Regions from separate parts of the Homo sapiens genome. Here region 1 is linked to region 2. A link is an interaction called in ENCODE POLR2A ChIA-PET data of the cell type or tissue named here. Cell type or tissue: Panc1. All regions are shown on one strand. Links, peaks and the distances in the headings refer to the core of each region. The heading gives the core; the rest is flanking DNA. Region 1 has its middle 8.2 kb from the start of PTPRS. Region 2 has its middle 21 kb from the start of ZNRF4.

Evidence for each region. ChIA-PET counts read pairs that join two places held together with the same protein. Peaks named below come from ENCODE experiments on the same cell type or tissue, not always from the same donor. Only the 100,000 strongest peaks of a DNase experiment are listed, where the experiment ranks them.
Region 1: POLR2A ChIA-PET joins it to region 2 with 7 read pairs; 5 of 35 experiments call an interaction of 5 or more read pairs at or near these places.

What each region holds. Positions count from the first base shown.
Region 1 is chr19:5,346,297-5,351,667 of GRCh38, reverse strand. No RefSeq gene overlaps it. Among named protein-coding and RNA genes, the nearest start is that of PTPRS, 8.2 kb to the right of the region's middle. In Panc1, for the core only: no CTCF peak of the experiment used is centred there; no DNase peak of the experiment used is centred there.
Region 2 is chr19:5,431,810-5,437,180 of GRCh38, reverse strand. No RefSeq gene overlaps it. Among named protein-coding and RNA genes, the nearest start is that of ZNRF4, 21 kb to the left of the region's middle. In Panc1, for the core only: no CTCF peak of the experiment used is centred there; a DNase peak (open chromatin) is centred at 1,999; H3K4me3 peaks cover 542 bases.

The DNA.
Region 1 (5,371 bases), core at 195-5,194, 86 kb after region 2:
GTGTGTTGATACAGGGTCTCACTTCATCGCTCAGGCTGGAGTTCAGTGGCATGATCACGGCTCACTGCAACCTCTACCTCCTGGATTCAAGCAATTCTCCCACCTCAGCCTCTCCAGTAGCTGGGACCACAGGTGCACGCCAGCATGCCCAGCTAATTTTTGTTTGTTTGTTTTGGTAGAGACAGGGTTTCACCATATTGGCCAGGCTGGTCTTGAACTCCTGACCTCAGGTGATCCATCTGCCTTAGCCTCCCAAAGTGCTGGGATGACAGGTGTGAGCCATTACCTGACCTCATCTTGAATTGTAATCCCCACAATCCCAATTTGTCTGGGAGGCACCTGGTGGGAAGTGATTGGATCACGGGGATGGTTTCCCCACGCTGTTCTCCTGATAGTGAGTGAGTTCTCACGAGATCTGATGGTTTTATAAATGTTTGGCAAGTTTCTCCCTCTCTCAGTCTCTCTTCTGCCACCCTATGAAGAGGTGCCTTCCACCGTGATTGTAAGTTTCCTGAGGCCTTCCCAGCCGTGTGGAACTGTGAGTCAATTAAAGCTCTTTTATTTATAAATTACCCAGCCTTCGGTATTTCCTTATAGCAATGTGAGAATGGACTAACACAGTAACTAAATGTCTCATTTTATTTTTTATTTATTTATTGAGACAGGGTCTCACTCTTTCGCCCAGGCTGGAGTGCAGTGGTGCAATCTCAGCTCACTGCAATCTCCGCCTCCTGGGCTCAAGCGATTCTCCTGCCTCAGCTTCCGGAGTAGCTGGGATTAAAGGTGGGCATTGCCACGCCCGGCTAATTTTTGTATTTTTAGTAGAGATGAGGTTTCACTGTGTTGGCCAGGCTGGTCTCAAACTCCTGACCTCAGGTGATCTGCCTGCCTCGGCCTCCCAAAGTGCTGGGATTATAGGTATGAGCCACCACACCTGGCCTAAATGTCTCTTTTTCTTCTTCTTTTCTCTCTCTCTCTCTCTTTTTTTTTTTTTTAAGATGGAGTCTCCTCTGTCGAAGTGTCGAAGGCTGGAGTGCAGTGGCATGATCTCAGCTCACTGCAACCTCCACCTCCCAGGTTCATGTGATTCTCCTGCCTCAGCCTCCCAATTAGCTGGGATTACAGGCATGTGCCACCACACCCGGCTAATTTTTGTATTTTTAGTAGAGATGGGATTTCACCATGTTAGCCAGGCTGGTCTTGAACTCCTGAGTTCAGGCAATCCACCCACCTTGGCCTCCCAAATTGCTGGGATTACAGGCGTGAGCCACCGCGCCCAGTTTAAAGAAACTTCAGGTCATGTGTCCAGCGCTGGATGCAAGTATCAGTGGAATTAAAACACGAGCGCAAGTAACAATGTAACAAGTCAAATGAATAAGGAAGACAAAAAAGTTACAAAGAAAAACAATAAAGACCCAACCATGATATTAACAAATCCTAGGGACATTAACAAGCTCAAGGGGAATCATCTGTTCTTAGACGTGAGTAATTTTGGCAGGCGACCATACCATAGTGTTTCATGCTCAGTGCGTAGAACTTAAAATCACTTTGTGAGGCCAGTGTGGTGGCTCACATCCATAATCCCAGGGCTCCAGGAGGCTGAGGAGGGAGGACCACTTGAGACCAGGAGTTCAAGACCAGCCTGGGCAACACAATGAGACCCCATGTTTACAAAAAAAAAAAATTTTTTTTTAAATTATCTGGGCATAGTGGCACATGTCTATAGTCCCAGCGACTCAGGAGGCTGAGGTGTCAGGATCGCTTGAGCCCAGGAGTTCCAGACCAATCTGGGCAACATGGTGAAACCCCCATTGCTACAAAAAAATACAAAAATGCATTTTGGGAGCCCGAAGTGAGCGGATCATTAGGTCAAGAGATTGACACCGTTCTGGCCAACAGGGTGAAACCTCGTCTCTACTAAAAATACAAAAATTAGCTGGGCGTGGTGGCATGCACCTGTAGTCCCAGCTACTTGGGAGGCCAAGGCAGGAGAATCACTTGAACTCGGGAGGCAGAGGTTGCAGTGAGCCGAGATCGTGCCACTGCACTCCAGCCTGTTGACAGAACGAGACTCCATCTCAAAAAAAAAAAAAAAAAAAAAAGCAGAAATGAGACGGGTGGGCTGGTGCACACCTGTAATCCCAGCTACTTGGAGACTGAGGTGGGAGGATTGTTTGAGTATAGGAGTTTGAGGCTGCAGTGAGCTATGATCATGCAACTACACTCCAGCCTGAGTGACAGAGTGAGACTGTCTTAAAAAACAATAATAAATAAGTTGTAGCCTCTCAAAGTTTCAAGTACCACACTCAGGGCCCACACTGATGGCACTGGAAGGCCCTTGGCTTGGTGAGGCTTGTGGCAGGGGTCCAGATGACACTGCCAGGCATGTCCCTCTGACTCTACACACAATACCCAGCACAGACCCCACCTGGTGGAGAATCCAAGCCTTTCTCCTTGAGAAGGGATGAACCAAGAGGCCCTGTCTGCACCGCCAGCTGGCAGGAGACAACGGAGGCCTGATCTGAATTTGTCATTGCGTCCCCCAGGGAGAGTGGGAGAATAAAGCCCTTGATCTTTACATGTGCCAGCCAGGCCCTAGAGCTGGGAGGCTGGCTGCATGGCATCCCCTTGCCTCTCCCAAAACCTGGATCTTATTGCAATCAACAAAGGGTGCTCATGATTTATGGGCTAGGGTCTAGCATCTCTTGTCATATGTCATGGGGATGTCAAGCTCCTTGTCCAGGAGTAGGTAAAGTCCTTGAGGGGTATCAGTGAAGCCACTGTCAGGGAAAGGGTCTTTTATGGGGTTGAACTGCGTTCCCCCAAAAGAGATGTTGAAGTCCTAACCCCTAGGACCTCAGAATGTGACCTTATTTGGAAATAGGGTCTTCACAGAAGTAAAGTTAAAATGAGGGCATTAGGGTGGGTCCCGATCCACCCTATGATCCACCTTATGATGGGTGTCCTTATAAAAAGGGGAAATCTGGACACAGAGACAGACCCACATATAGGGGAAATGATGTGAAGAAGAGATACAAGGAGAAGGCGGCCCATCTGCAAGCCAAGGAGTGAGGTCTCAGAAGTAACCAATCCTGGGCAGGCGTGGTGGCTCATGCCTATAATCCCAGCACTTTGAGAGGCCCAGGTGGGTGGATCACCTGAGGTCAGAAGTTCAAGACCAGCCTGGCCAACATGGCAAAAACAATTTTTTTTTGGAGATGGAGTTTCACTGTTGCTGCCCAGGCTGGAGTGCAATAACATGATCTCCGCTCACTGCGACCTCCGCCTCCCAGGATCAAGCGATTCTCCTGCCTCAGCCTCCTGAGTAGCTGGGATTACAGGTGCCTGCCACTACCCACACCTGGCTAATTTTTTGTATTTTTTTTTAGTAGAGATGGGGTTTCTCCATGTTGGCCAAGCTGGTTTCAAACTCCTTACCTCAGGTGATCCACCCGCCTCGGTCTCCCAAAGGGCTGGGATTACAGGCATGAGCCACCACACCCAGCCAGGATGTGTTACTTCCGAGGTCTCGCTCCTTGGCTTGCAGACGGCCGCCTTCTCCCTGTGTCTCTTCTTCACATCATCTCCCCTCTATATGGGTCTGTCTCTGTGTCCAAATTTCCCCTTTGTATAAGGGACATCATCATCACCAATCATCCACATTTTAGAACATTTTTAAACATTTTTATTTTATTTTAGAACATTTTTAACATTTTAATTTTAGAATATTTTAATCACCTGGAAAGGAACCTCAAAAGAATCCATTGCCTAATTCAAGATCATTAAGATTTATTCCTCTGCATTTTTTCCTAAGAGTTTTATAGTTTAAGCTCTTCCATTTAGGTCTATCATCCATGTTGAGTTGATTTTTGTATATGGTGTGAGGTGGGGATTCAACTTCATTCTTTAGCATGTGAATATGGAATTGTCCTGGCCCCACTTGTTGAAAAGACTATTCTTTCCCCACTGAATTGACAACTTGATGGAAATCAATTGACCATAGATATGAGGGTTTTTTCTGCACTTTCAATTCTACCCCATTGATCTGAATGTCTATTCTTATGCCAGTACATCATTGTCCTGGTTACAGTAGGTTGTAATAAGTTTTGAAATTGGGAAGTCTGAGTCCTCCAACTTTGTTCTTTTTCAAGATTGTTTTGGCTGTTCTAAGTTCCTCGAACATTTTCACATGAATTTTAGGATCAGCTTGCCAATTTCTGCAAAGAAGCTAACTGAAATTTTGATAGGGATTGGGTTTAATCTTTAGATCAATTTGGGGAGTATAGACATCTTAACAATATTATTCTTCCAATCCATGAGCATGGGATGTCTTTCCATTTAGTTAAGTCTTCTTTAATTTAATCTTTCAACCTTTTGTTATTTTTTATAGTATAAGCTTTGCACTTCTTTTGGAAATATATTCCTAAGTATTTTATTCTTTTTCATCAATTGTAAATGGAATTGGTTTCTTAATTTCATTTCGTTTGTTCATTGCCACTGCATAGGAAATACAATGGATTTTTGTGTATTGATTTCATATCTTGCCGCCTTGATGAATTCATTTACTAGTTTTATAGGTCTTTAGTGGATCCCTTAGGATTTTCTACATGCAAAATGATGTCATGTGCAAATAGAGATAGTTTAATTTCTTCCTTTCCAATATGAATGCCTTTTATGTTATTTTCTCACCTAGTTGCCTGGTTATAGGCTTCAGTACAATGTTGAATAGAAGTGGTGGGAGGGAGCATTCTCATCTTGTTCCTAATCTTACGGGGAAAACATCCAGTCTTTCACCATAAAGTATGATACTGACTGTAGATGCCTTTTACTAGGTTGAGAAAGCTTCATTCTGTGCCTAGTTGTTGAGTGTTTTCCTAACCCATGCCTCCCCAAATCCTCCAACGCTTACCAAATCAGCTAAATCAGGGGACCCCCAAGTGAACCCCACATGGAGCCCAGCACAGAGCAGGTGTGCAGCAAATAGGATGTTCCTATCTGCTCCTCTTCCCTTTGGCGTTTGAAGCGAATTTGTGAGGAGAAAGAGACAGAGAGAGGAGCAGAGAGAACAACATTTAATTTGAAGTAACGTGCAACGATAGTGGAATCTCTGGCACAGGGAAAGTTTAGGGGAGATGTTTTGGACCTGTCTGGCAGGAATTTAAGGCTGAGTTCTTTGCAGACAATCCTGAACTTGGTATGAAGGGTCCTGTTTGTACACAGTGATGGGCGGCTGATGGTTCCCCTGGAGTTATCTCAACAAAACCACAATGGAGCTAATTACCAGGTTCTGGGAGGCTCCTAGGCAGAGGTTGGTCTGGCAGAAAAGGAAGAGGAGGGTGGGAGAGTGGGAAGAGCCCCCTCCCCCACAACG
Region 2 (5,371 bases), core at 110-5,109:
CATCCCCAATGAGTCTCGGGGCTGGCATACAGTAGGCGCTCCATACCTGCGCGAGTGTCTGGGATGGGCAGCTCGGGGGTCTTTGACTACTGGAGGCATGGGGGAGTCTTTTGTCCTTTTTGCTCCTATGGGAGGAACTGGGCGTCGCTGGGGGCAGGAGTCCCCCAAGTCCAGCCCCTGGACCCTACTGGGCCCGAAGAGGGGGAGGGGCAAGTGGGGGGTTTCACAGAGAGGGGCATGGGGGGAACGCAGGTACCCAGGTGCCACCCTGGGAACACCCCGCCCGCGCCCCGCTGGGTCTCCACTGCTTGCAGGGGACAAGGGAATGGGCTCCAGGCTGGCCAATGGGGACGCAGAGGGGGCGCATTACCTCATCAAGCGGCGCGGCCATTGGCTGCGGGCGTCCAGTGGGCGGGAGCAGGGCGCGAGCTCCCGGGACCCGGGAGGGGTTGCAGGGTCCAGCCCCGGAGGATCCTGTGGAAGGGGGGAAGGGGAGGAGAGGGGAGGGGAAGCGAGGGGGGAGTGCAGGAAATGGGGAATTTGCAATATCTGCGGGGCTGTGAGGGGGTCTTTGGAAGAGTGTCGCCCCTACTCCCTGTCTCCCAACTCCACGCTGCCCCCTACTCCGTGTCGTCCCCCTCCCAGGAAGGTCCCCTCGCCTGGGCATCTTGGTGGGGGAGGGGGAGGGGTGGGAAGAGCAGAAGGGGAATGAGAGGGTCCCCTTCCCCCAGCGAAATTAGCAGCTCCCCTCCCAAGGGCTCTTTTATCACCCCTTCCCCCCCTTCCCTCCCCCTCCCCTCCCCGCACGCGCGCGCGCGCACACACACACACATTGTCCCCCAGGCAGCATGGACAGACGCACCCACCCCCACTCAGAACACACCTCCGTTTGTGGAGCTGCCCGAGACCGCAGCATTCCTCCCACAGAATTCCAGGGAGCGCGCATGGTCCACGGACATCCTCGAAGCACCCACAAGTGGTGGGGGGGAGGGCTCCATGTCTTTGAGCCTCAGTTTTCCCTGTGTGAAATGGGGTAGATAAAAGCCTCCACATCCCAGGACTGCTGTGAAGATCCATTCAATCGAGGAACAAGCACAATCACTTGCCCATACGGGGTGCTGGGGATACGGCACCACCGAGTTGGGCCCAGGCTCCACGGTGAGGTCTGGTGGGGAAAAACAGATACAGCGGGTCATTTCAAAAGACCATACAAGCAAACTAAAAAAAAATGACGAAAATAAAAACAAGGGCATGAGGTGGAGAGTGAGTTGGATGTTACTTTAGACCAGCAATCAAGGAGGGCTTTCCTGAGGAGGTGATGTTTAAGGAGAATAAAAAGAAGCTGTGGGGAAAACTGGGAGAAGAGTTCCAGGTGGAGGGAACCAGCCCGTGCAAAGGTCCCGAGGCAGCGCTAAGTCTGACAGAACAGCGAGGAGGCCTGTGTGGCTGGAGCAGAGTGAGGAGGGGGAGAGAGGGAGGAGGGGAGCAGAGGGTGGGGAAGGGATGGGGCAGGTAGTGCAGGGCTAAAAAGCACTTCGTAAGGACTTGGGCTTTGACCCCAAGGGAGATGGAAGCCATGGAGGGCTGTGGGTAGAGGAGGGATGGACGCTGACTCATAGGAGGTTCATAGGAGCTCTCTGGCTGCTTGCTGTGGGGAGGAGAGACTGCGGGGTGGGAGCCAGGTACCAGAATGGAGGTGACCCTGCTCATCCAGATAAGCAGCGATGGTGCCAGGTCAAGGCTGGAACCACAGGAGGAGTGAGGAGAGGACAAGACCAAGGTCTATTTGGAGCCAACAGATTTCATTCTAGAAGTATTGGGTTGTGGGGGAGGTGGATCGGTCGTTCCTGCACAGGACTGGACCCACAGTGGCAGGAGGGGTAAACAGTAGTGGGATAGTTGGGTGGTCTTTTCCTTCCCCCACTGCCTACTCCAGTCCTCTACATTCAAGGCCAAATGAATGAGTGAGTCACCTCCAGCTGAGAGTGGCTGGGAGAGGTATACACTAGGCGCTGACTCAAACCTCCCACTCTGGCGTCTGTACTCCTGAGTCATCCACACCCCCTGCTCCTCACTGTCTCAAAGCCAGAGGGCCAAGTGTACCCCCCAAGCGAGATTAGTAACACATCAAACCTCTCTCAGCACCTCGCCCTCCTGCCTGAGAACCCCAATTCTGCAGTCCCAGCCTCAGCCCCACCTGATATTGAAATCCCCCAGGGTACCCCGGGTGGTTAGTGTGACCTTATTTTGCATGCCTCCAGGACCAGGAAGCTCTCTCTTTTTGAGTAAGTGAAATATCATATGAATGGCCCCCAATTTTTAAAAAATATTATCCTGGACTGTGTTCACCTGTTGTGAACCCTCCATGACTCCCTATCGCCCTCAGGACAAAGTCCCATCTCCTCAGCATGTCTTATAAGTGGTCTGGGCTCTGCTGACTTCCCCAGCTACACCCCCATCCCCATCCCTGCCCCACTTCCCACCCAGTCACGCTCATGGTTGTAAGCGTAATTCCTTCTCAACCTTTGCACAAGCTGTTCTCTCTCTTTGGAAGGCCTTTCTTCCTTCCTTTTTTGCTTGCCTGCCTCAAAGTATACATTTAAGCACAGTTTAGATGTCAGCCCTTCTAGGAAGGCTTCCCCCACCCGCTAGGGTGAGTTAAAGAACCTTGATCTCTCTTGGATACATTGTATCTCCCCTAATCTAGCCTTGCAGATTAGAACTCCCACTCGCCAGCTGCTGACTTCCGGGCTGGTAACTGTTTGCAGGGCTCAGAAATTCACCAGCCATGGGTTTTTGGTGGGGAAATTCTATTCTTCCCAGAACTGTCCCTCTCGGTATCCCTGAGGACATCATTAGTTTAAAACCATCTCCTCTGATCAGCTCCCCGCAGGCTGCCCCCCATGCAACCACAGCCCCGGGGCGGAGAAGTGGGGGGTTCTTTTTGAAGAGTGGTTGACTAACAGCCATTAGATGAATGGGCAAAGCACAGCGTTTTCATTTCTGCTGCATCTACAAACTAAATGTTCCCATGTAATTACAATTAAGGACATGTTCGCCTGTGACAGCTCCTGGCTTCCTGGCCTCCCCAGCCACTCTCTCCCGCCACTTCTTGGGCCATTTGCTATTTTCTCCTCCTTTCCCCCCCTCTTCTTTGGCTTTCTCTTCTCCAGTCCTCAGTTCTTCTTCCCAATTTCCTCATTTCTCCCCACCTTTCTGCTTTGAAACTCCTTCTTTTCCTTCTTTTCTTCTCTCTGTCTCTTCCTGTCTCTCTGCCTCTGTCTCTCTCTCTCTTCCTATATTTCAGTTTCCTCTATGTCTCTCAGTTTCTGTTTATCTCTTTGTCTCTCTTTTCTCTGTTTCTTTTTTTTTTTTTTTTTTTTTGAGACGGAGTCTTGCCCAGGCTGGAGTGCAGTGATGTGATCTCGGCTCACTGCAAGCTCTGCCTCCCAGGTTCACGCCATTCTCCTGCCTCAGCCTCCTGAGTAGCTGGGACTGCAGGCGCCCGCCACCACACCCGGCTAATTTTTTTTTGTATTTTTAGTAGAGACGGAGTTTCACCGTGTTAGCCTGGATGGTCTCGATCTCCTGACCTCGTGATCTGCCCGCATCGGCCTCCCAAAGTGCTGGGATTACAGGCGTGAGCCACCGTACCCGGCCTCTTTTCTCTGTTTCCATCTCTCTTTCTCTCTGTCTCTGCCCCTCTCTGAGTCTTCCCTCTTTTTTAATGATGTATAACTTATAAAGTGCTCAAATCTTGTGTGTAGCTTGAGGAATCGTGACATGGACATAGACCCCCTTGGCTACCACCACAGCAAGACGTAGAACATTCCAACCCTCAGAAGCTCCCTTGGTGCCTCCTCGCAATTAGATCCTCTCAAGGATAACTGTACTTTTTTCTTTTTTTGAGACAGAGTCTCGCTCTGATGCCCAGGCTGGAGTGCAGTGGTGCGATCTCAGCTCATTGCAACCTCCGCCTCCCGGTTTCAAGTGATTCTCCTGCCTCAGACTCCTGAGTAGCTGGGATGACAGGCAAGCTCTACCACGGCTGGCTAATTTTTTGTATTTTTAGTAGAGACTGGGTTTCACCATGTTGCCCAGGCTGGTCTCAAACTCCTGACCTCAATTGATCCACCTGCCTCAGCCTCCCAAAGTGCTGGGATTATAGGAATAAGCCACTGCGCCTCTCTTTAGCCTTCCCAACCGTGGTGTCAGACCTCTGCCCCCCAACCCTGATTCTGGGACTAGAGTGTCCTCGACACCTCCCACCCTCCCCAGTTGCCCTTTCAGGGCAGGCACAGATGAGGGCCGTGGGCCCGGGATGAAGGGAGGCCTTCTGTGGATGAAGCAACCCTTTAGGAGAGCCAACTATGGCCCCCCTGAGCTCCCCAGGGGACATTACAGGCCAGGACCCTTTTTGTCCTAAAACCCTTTCTGATTCTGATTCTGGTGTGAAAATCCCCCTCACTAGGCATTTTTTTTTTTTTTTTTTTTTTTTTTTTTTTTTTGAGACGGAGTGTCCCGCTCTGTCGCCAGGCTGGAGTGCAGTGGTGTGATCTCGGCTTACTGCAACCTTTGCCTCCTGGGTTCAAGCGATTCTCCTGCCTCAGCCTCCTGAGTAGCTGGGACTACAGGCGCCTGCCACCATGCCTAGCTAATTTTTTTTTGTATTTTTAGTAGAGACGGGGTTTCACCATGATGGCCAGGATGATCTTGATCTCCTGACCTTGGGATCCGTCTGCCTTGGCCTCCGCCTGCCTCGGCCTCTGCCTGCCTCAGCCTCCCAAAGTGCTGGGACTACAGGCGTGAGCCACCGTGCCCGGCCTCGCTAGACTCTTATGAAGACAAACACCCTCCTGGGGGTCCCAGCGCCCCCTGATCTGACCCTACAGATGAGCCTTTTGGCTCAGGAAACTTCGCTTTTCCTTCCCCATCTACAGATGGTACAACTGAGGCCCAGTGTGGGGTGCTCGCCCAACGTCAGACGGTAGAGTCTGAACCCAGTACGAGTAGGATCCAGGCCTGCAAAGGGACAGCTCTGAGCTGTGTAGCCTCAGGATGGCTCCTTCTCTGTCCTGAGCCTGTGTCCATCCTACCCCTTTCTTCCCTGCTTACCCAAAGCCTCCCAGCCTCCAAAGGCAGGACTTGAGCCTCATGCATCTTTTTTCTTTCCCTACAGTAACCTAGCACAGGGCTGGGTCTCTGGTTGGAAAAAAATACCAACAGTGGGCTGGGTGTGGCGGTTCCTGCCTGTAATCCCAGCACTTTGGGAGGCCTAGGCAGGTGGATCACTTGAGGTCAGGAGTTTGTGACCAGCCTAGCCAACATGGTGAAACCCCCATCTGTACCAAAAATACAAAAATTAGCCAGG